Linked DNA regions of Homo sapiens: regions 2 and 3 are each linked to region 1. A link is a contact called in ENCODE Hi-C or POLR2A ChIA-PET data. All regions are on one chromosome and are shown on one strand. Each heading gives the region's core, a stretch centred on a gene start or an enhancer-like site at or near the end of the contact. The rest is flanking DNA. Distances are from core to core; before and after follow the strand shown.

Region 1 (2,660 bases), core at 77-2,576:
CGCCTTTTTCCTGCTTCCCACTTGCCCTCTGCCTGGCCCATTCCTGCCCTAAAGGCCAACATTCTTATTTCACTCCATTTCATGCTGTTTCCCCTCCACTTCTCTCCACTGGGATGTCATTCTTTGTTATCGATCCCAATTCTTCCTGTCCTTCAGGATCCAGGCCATGCCCTGTCACCTTCCTTTGTGAAGCCTCCTCTGTTATAGTCCAGATGGACCTTGCTATTCAACTTCCAAAGTTCTTGTCCATATCACTTACTTAAGTGTATGTGTAAATATTTACTGATGTATAAGATACTGTGATTCTTTTTAAATCACTCTGCATAAAACCTTTTACTACTCCAGGTCTTTTGGCTGTTCTCCACTACCTGCAATTCCTTCAGATAACTTCATGGCTTGTTTTTATATCTTTATCAGATTTTTATTTAAGACATAATCTTCTCTTGAAGCTGCCTTACTTGACTACTATATCTTCAATTACTACCTAACCCTGCCACTCAATTTCCTTTTTCTGCTTTACATTTTTAAAACTTAGCACTTCTTGGTATTTACTATATTATACATTTTATTTTGTATGTGTCTGTCTCTTACTCTAATGGATTCTAAGCTCAACAAGGGAAGAGATTTTTGCCTCTTACTCATTAATGCCACTCTAGTTCCTAGAAGAGTGCCTGGTATTTGGCAGGTGCTCAAGAAATATTTTTGAATGAATTCATATTTCAAAAACTAAAAGCAACATTAATAAAAGTGGTTAATAATAAAACAAATACCAATATAAAATTGAGAACTTACTATATGTTGGGCAATGTACAGGTAATGCATAAAATAATCCTGTTATTATCTATTATTACCTACTTTCTTCTTTGCCATTTAAAGCAGGGCTTACAGAGGTTAAATAATTTTCCCAAGAACACATTCCTAATAAATGTACTAAAAATAAACTCTAGGCTTATTTGCTATTGAAAATATGTCAAGGGCTGAGCTTATCCAACTGTAAAAAATTAAATGCAAAACAAGATTTTTGAGGAGATATGAGGGAAGAACTCCTCAGAGAGCTACCTGTAAAACCTTTTCCCTCAATGGCTAATATTTTAATTTGTTGTCTTCGTTTTTTTTTTAAGTTATCTTATAATTTTCCATAAACTTCTGCACTTTATTCCTTACCCAGGCTTAACGTTCAAGAAGAGAAAATCTTCTGACTAATGTTATGACTTCATTAAGGAGGAAAATTCCATCTTAAAAATGCGCTCTCAGTTCTCATGTAAAAGACAAGAGCAGAATGAGTAGTCACAGTTCTCACAGAGTGAGGTAAAGCAATCATCAAGGGAGGAGGGGAAAAGTAAAGAATGCTTTATTCATAATTACCTAAGATTTTCCAGCATGAGAGGGGAAAGAGGAAGTCTATTTTCAGTGACAATGATTACTCTAAAAATATTAACATGCAAGGGGAAAATTTTCATTCTGAGAGTTACTACTATACTGAGTTCTCTTTCCCTCACAGAGTGACTTAAAATTCCCAAGGTAGAGAGGTAATCTAGACAGATGCGCTTGCCCTGTGTCTTGAAAATGGCAACATCCAGGAATCATGGGAGTTCAACTGAGGACACACTGGAAAGGATTTCTCAGCACCAGAACAGTCTCTGAGAAGTATCAAGTGGCAGAGTGGATACTTATATCCTCAGGTGTCTGCAGTAAGGCAGAGATTAGAGCTATACAGGCTTATTAGAAGATTTGTTATGCTGAATGCATAAACAAGATTTAGTGAAACTGAAGCTGAATTACCTACTAAAAGGATTATAGACAAAAAAAAAGCCTAATTCTTCCTTTTTTCTATCTAATCCAGAGTCTCTCCTGCAATGTCTCTATAATTTTAACTGTCTTATATAGTTCAGGCAAAATTATATATTGTAGAATTCATTCTCATCTTCATCTTAAACATTTTAGACAAAAATATATTAGTTCCCTACTTCTATACATGCATATATGAGAAAATGGTCTGACAACCCTTAGGTTGGGACACTCAGCAGGTCATGGCATTCAGAGCAAATTGATTTTTATTAAGATAATTATAAGAACATGATTAAAAAAGTATTTTGTATCTCCCTCTTTCTTTTGTATTTTCAGAAAATCATATGAACTGGGCCTGGGGGCATGCACCTGTAATCCCAGCTCCTTAAGAGGCTAAGGCAGGATGATGGCTTGAACCCAGGAGTTTCAGAGCAGCCTGGGCAACATAGCCAGACTCTGTCTCTATCCATTAAAAACAAACCGTATGTAAAATCACATAGCTGCTCCTGAGATCTGCCATTCCATAATTTAGTTCTCTGCTAGTTCTATGGCACCAAATTGTCACAAGACTGACTAGCCAGGTGCAGGAGGTACTCACTTTTCAGATCAGCAAGTAACCACAAATACCATTTATTTGGTCCTTAACAAGATTGAGACGAAGTGGCTACAAGTGAAGCAAAATGGAGGCGATAAATACTCTAACAACTGGTTATAGATATCACATTTTCTTATGTTTATAGTTACATTTGAATAATCCTTACCTCTTTTTAAAAACTCCATAGACATTGAGAATTGATAAAAATCTATCTTTCTCCAGAAAAATACAGCTATACATAAGTCAGTACACAACTTTAGTAAATTCACAAATCTTA
Region 2 (2,660 bases), core at 86-2,585, 230 kb after region 1:
TGTCTACCCAAATTCACAGCTGAGAAAATATTTCAGATTAATATCAGATATTATTCAGGGCAATTGGACAGAAGCACACTTATTCATCTTGATGGAAAAAATGAATTTAAGGGGGCCTCTTCTCTTGGAAGTTTATTCGTTTTCTATCCAGTGTGAATTAATCAGAATAAAACTTTTAAAAAATCTGAAAAAAATGTTTAAACTCTTTTTAAATATATATTTGATTTTTAAAATTTGCAAATGGGTAAATATTTTTAATTTTTAATTTTTTTTTTTTTTTTGAGACGGAGTTTCCCTCTTTTGCCCAGGCTGGAGTGCAGTGGCAGGATTTTGGCTCACTGCAACCTCTGCCCCCCAGGTTCAAGTGATTCTCCTACCTCAGCCTCCTGAGTAGCTGGGATTATAGGCACCTGCCACCACGCCCAGCTAATTTTTATATCTTTAGTAGAGACGAGGTTTTTGCCATGTTGCCCAGGCTGGTCTCAGACTCCTGACCTCAGGTGATCCACCTGCCTCGGCCTTCCAAAGTGCTAGGATTACAGGTGTGAGCAACCTCACCTGGCCTATTTTTATTTATTTTTTTAACATTTATTTTAAGTTCAGGGGTACATGTGCAGGTTTGTTACCTAGGTAAACTTGTACTTTTTAACTTTGAGGAACCGTTTTCCATAATGGCTATACTAATTTACATTCCCACCAACAGTGTACAAAGTTTCCTCTTCCACTGACATCCTGCGTGGTCTGTGTTCTTTGAATGGAGACCAGGGACCAGGAACTAGTCTGCAGTGAGCAGGGTGTGAGGCCAAGGCACAAATCACGTGTGTGTTTATATCTGTATAACAAGAAAATGTGCCGCAGGCAGTTTTAACTTGTCTAGTCCCTTTCTTTACTCTTGAAAAACCAGTCCTAGAGTACTTTGGGGAAGAAGCCCAGAGTGGCAATTAATGTTATTCACCCTCCTCCCACTCTGTAAATATGGGCTTTTCCCATGGTTAAGCAGAGGCTGTTTATTAATTTTTTCCTGTACTTTCTCCCTCAGTGATCTCCTGCACTCGTGTGTCCCCATGAATGTGCCCAGCTGTGTGTTAGTCCAGTAATTGCTGTGCTTTAAAGCATCTTTTCTTCTCCCCCTTGAATTAAATCTGTCAATTGTGAACCAGTAAACCAGTTTTCTCAAGAATTTTCAGTGGTTTCTTATAAAATTAGGCCACCAGTACTTTCACTCTTTGTCAATCAAAAGGAGGAAATTCAAGCGAAGTCAAGGTGCATATGTTAGTGAAAACTGAACTCCGGATTGGATGTCAGGTTCTTGTTTCAGCTCTGCCTTTAACAAGCTGGGTGGTGTTGTGCAACTTAGTTTCCTTATTACTAGCATGGAGGGGTGGGACTAGAAGACTTCTAGTTTCCTCCCAGCTCAATGAAAGCAAAGAATGCTTTCTTCTTAAGTTTTATTAGTGTTTCTCAGTATTTCTTTAACCTTCCGTGGATGAACTGCCTGATACACTGGAAGTGCACAAATAGATTTAAAAGTTTCACTTATGAGGTAGGTAATTAGGTTTTATCCAGTTGCTTACAGCATGCTAGGTATTGAGGGGAAAGTTAACTAGTTTTATCAGCCCCTGGTTTGAGTAAGTAGTAGTCAGTGTTTTGAGGAGTTGGGACTAGAAGAAAGAAAGGAGATTTGTTAAAAAATAAAGGTGGGCTGCTGTGTACCTAAGCAAGGACATCAACCTTCAGTTATCAAACAATAATAATTCACAGAATGGTTTTCAGAAAATCTAAACATAGCAATTAAAAATTTCAAGCTGAGATTTGAAGAAATCTGGAAGTTTATCCTTCTGTCTCAGGAAGATTTTATATTTCTGTTTTAGCATTTGAAACTCCAGCTCCTGCCGAATGCTTCTGGTTTCAGAGAGCTCACAATATTATAAGTCCAACTGTTTTGTTTCCAGTGTTGATACACTTTACATGGGTACTGTGTTTTCCAGAGAGTGGAAAAGCACTTTGATTATATACAATACTCATGTGTGTATGATGGGAAAAGATAGTCACTCTATTTTCTTTTTTAGGGGAAGATTAACATTCAACTAAAGGATACTCTGAATGATCATTCTACTTGTGCATCTGACAGGTTAGAAACAGACTGCGAGATTACAATATATTACTACTAATTATTTCTCATATTTTCAACCTTGATATGAGCTATTTTATGATAAGCCCTTGTCTCCAGGAACCTGGAAGTTTCAAGAGCTCTAAAACAATCATTCATAGCAGACTTCTTTACCGTGAGGCTATTCCTGTGTTCATGTTAAGATCACATCATTCTGAGGAACATGGCTCAAAAGAATTAATTTCAAGAATAAGTAACATTGTCTAACATTCTGGCCGTAGAAGTGTTTTCTCTTCCTATATCATGTTTTCCACTTGCGAGGAAAATTTTTAATGAAAAACACTTTGGCAGCAAAAAGAACAAAGCTGGAGGCATTGTACTACTTGCCTTCAAAATAGTATAGTAATCAAAACAGCATGATACTGGCATAAAAACAGACACATAAACCAATGGAACAGAGTAGAGAGCCCAGAAATAAATCCACATATATATGGCCGTTTGATTTTTGACAAAGATGCCAAGAAAACACAGTGGGAAAAGGTCAGTCTCT
Region 3 (2,660 bases), core at 64-2,563, 160 kb before region 1:
GTTTGGGCCAAGGATGGTGAGAGAATGATAATACTATTCATTCACAAATAGTAAAGGTGGCCTATAGTTTGGGTGGGAAATTATGAGATCAGTTTCAGGCTTGTTAAGTTGGAGATGGCAGCATGTGATAATATCTAGCAAATTCTTTATGTGCTCAGATGGGAGGTTAAGTCTGGAGGTGACATTAGGGACACCATGTTCTTATGACCACCTAGCCATGGTTGATTGATCCAAGGTGATCACTTAACCTTTTCCCTTGACTGTACCCCCTGCTGAAATTGATTTATTCGAGACCTAAGCCTAAACTGAGCCAATCAAAAGCCTTACTTAGAAATCTGGAATTGAGACCAAGACATTACAACCCAGTCTTCCTGCTCTCTGGAACAAAAGAGATATAAATTCAAAATGGTCTGCACACAGGAAAATGAAACAGTCACACAGAAAAAGAAAACAAAATTGGTAGAAAACTCACATGTTTGAGTCTCTGATCCCAAGTATTCCTTATTTAGGCAGCTTCATTCTTGCCTAAGATCCTTAAATATGTTTGTAAAATTTATGCTAGTTCAAGTTAGGTTTCTATTACTTGCAACTCCCAACTAATACCAAGAAACCACATGCAGGTGATAACTGCAGACACTCGTCATGAATAAACTACCTGAGGGAGCAGGAAAGGAATGAGAGCAAAACTAACTTGGCATTGTGGGTGTCAGAGAAGCCAGGATAGGAACGGAAGGTTAGAGGGACAATTGTATCAAATGCTAGTCTCTCTCTCTCTTTCCTCTCCTCTCTCTCCTGGAGCTGGACACACTTCATCTCCTTCTTTTGGACATCAGAACTTCGGCCCCTCCAGCCTTTGGACTCTAAGGCCTAGTGGTCAAGGAAGATGAGGTCAGAGGAAAGCCTGCCGAATTGAGTTTTGGGAGTTCACTAGTAGCTTTAAAATTGTCTACCATTCTCAACAGACTAACTGTAATGAAATTTCAAAGTTAAAACTTTTTTGAATCTTGGCAAACAATGTTCCATCTTTTATAAGTCTCTTTTACTCAGAACACATGTTTAGTATGCCCGTATTTAATTTATACCTGTCTGTTAAACGGGTTGACTGCATTAAGTCTATGGTGGTGGTGGTGGTTCAAAATAGTCTGACCTTTTAAAGACAAGGTTACTGATTCCAGCTGAGTCATTCCCTTAGTCTTGAGGTTAGGAACCAGCTTAGAAACAGCTGAGAGTGACATCACTGTGGCCATTTGAAAAGGCAGAGAAAGAAGGGTACATCGGGCTGCTTCAGGAAGACTGGAATAGAGACCTTCACAGAAGAGAGAGGCCCCATATCAGAAGGAAGTGTGACCCAGAAGGATGGAGCTCTTCAGAGACAGGCTTCTTTGAGAATCAAGAAAGATTCAGAACAGGTGAATTGAGTAGATTGTGGCTTTTGGAAACTGAGTAACACAGTAGCAAATTGCATAGCGTTTTAAACACTGCAACCTGACTTAAGAGAGAATCCCCCTGTAAAGGTAAGGCTGAGGGATGGTCAGTATAAATACCTTAGGAAATGTAGGTTACCTCTTATCTACCCCCGGTCTCTTTGCTTTTCTTGTTACTGTGTTGTTCCATGTATTTGTGTTTGATAAGAAAATGAACCGATATGTGTAAAAGTGTGTGTATATGTGTTTGAAGGATAGACGGGAGGTTGTTGGTTGCCCAGATTTACATTTCTCCAGGCTTAAATCACCGTGCCTTTTACAGTAGCCAAAAGAGGCACACAGTTCTAGAAGCACTGACTGAGGGTCCAGAGGAGAAAAATTCAAAGATGTTCACTAATAGTACCAGAAAGACCTCAAGTCCCTCTGAGTCTCAGCTGTGGTCAAAGGAGGAAAATGCCATCCTAGATTTTTCTGTAACATATTTGGGACCTATTTGGAGAGAAGATAGAGGCATACAACTTTGAGTGCTTATAGAAAACACTAGTTTCAATTTGTACTGCATGTCACCTACTGACCCGTATTGCCCTCAGTATGAAATGTGTTGTTGCAGTGATCTCTAGCTGCTTTTTTGTTGTCGTTGCTTTTGAACCCCAAGTTAAGTATGATGAAAACCTTCCAAATCTGCCTAGATTACTGCCAAGAAAGAGATGGGTGCATACTGATCCCATGCCAGGCAAATGAAAAACTGGCAACATCCTGGGATGAGCTCTCCTGCTGCCAGTTTAGTTTTTGCTTACATGTGGCCAATGGTTGTCAACACTCATGATGAGGGGGTATAAGCATGAGCTTGTCACCTCAAAGGCTAGGTTACCAGATTTAGCATTGTTTAAAGAAGTAACAAGAAACACTAAAAGTTTAACATCTGACATGGTTGAATGTGGCTACTCAAACAATAATTTAAAAGAATTAGCAGTTCAAAAAAGTGATTCCTGACAAATTATATGAAGGAAAGCTAACTAAAAGTGCCATCTGTTATGATTAAAACTAGGTAAAATGTATACATGTATACAAACAGAACACAAAATAATACAGGAAAACTAATGAAGGTGATTTCTTGGAGTGATGGACATCTGGATGATTTTTACTAATTCCTGTTGATGTTATAATGTTATGGGTATAACAAATTTAAAGTAACCAAAATTGGTGGATTTACAGCAAGTGATGGTTTTTTGCTTG

The links. A loop is a pair of places that touch in the nucleus more often than their neighbours do. ChIA-PET counts read pairs that join two places held with the same protein, here RNA polymerase II (POLR2A). Pooled maps may share reads with other maps.
Region 2: a pooled map shows a loop between it and region 1 (12-fold over the local background). The contact joins two enhancer-like sites. A Hi-C loop is called at or near these places in 14 of 37 single-sample maps with no recorded cell type and 11 of 50 pooled maps.
Region 3: a pooled map shows a loop between it and region 1 (2.2-fold over the local background). The contact joins the promoter of TET2-AS1 here to the enhancer-like site in region 1. A Hi-C loop is called at or near these places in 1 of 37 single-sample maps with no recorded cell type and 1 of 50 pooled maps. POLR2A ChIA-PET finds 5 or more read pairs at or near these places in 1 of 52 experiments (activated T-cell).

What each region holds. Positions count from the first base shown.
Region 1 is chr4:105,190,662-105,193,321 of GRCh38, reverse strand. The region is part of intron 2 of TET2 (tet methylcytosine dioxygenase 2); the gene reads right to left. All of the region lies in intron 2 of TET2-AS1 (TET2 antisense RNA 1), which reads left to right. Among named protein-coding and RNA genes, the nearest start is that of TET2, 45 kb to the right of the region's middle. Within about 2 kb of position 1,326, at least 4 of the 41 ENCODE cell types and tissues checked have a DNase peak (open chromatin) inside an H3K27ac peak, as active enhancers do.
Region 2 is chr4:104,965,491-104,968,150 of GRCh38, reverse strand. No RefSeq gene overlaps it. Among named protein-coding and RNA genes, the nearest start is that of TET2, 180 kb to the left of the region's middle. Within about 2 kb of position 1,335, at least 11 of the 41 ENCODE cell types and tissues checked have a DNase peak (open chromatin) inside an H3K27ac peak, as active enhancers do.
Region 3 is chr4:105,351,534-105,354,193 of GRCh38, reverse strand. TET2-AS1 (TET2 antisense RNA 1) reads left to right here and starts at 1,313. Exons shown (of 6, transcript NR_126420.1): 1 at 1,313-1,514.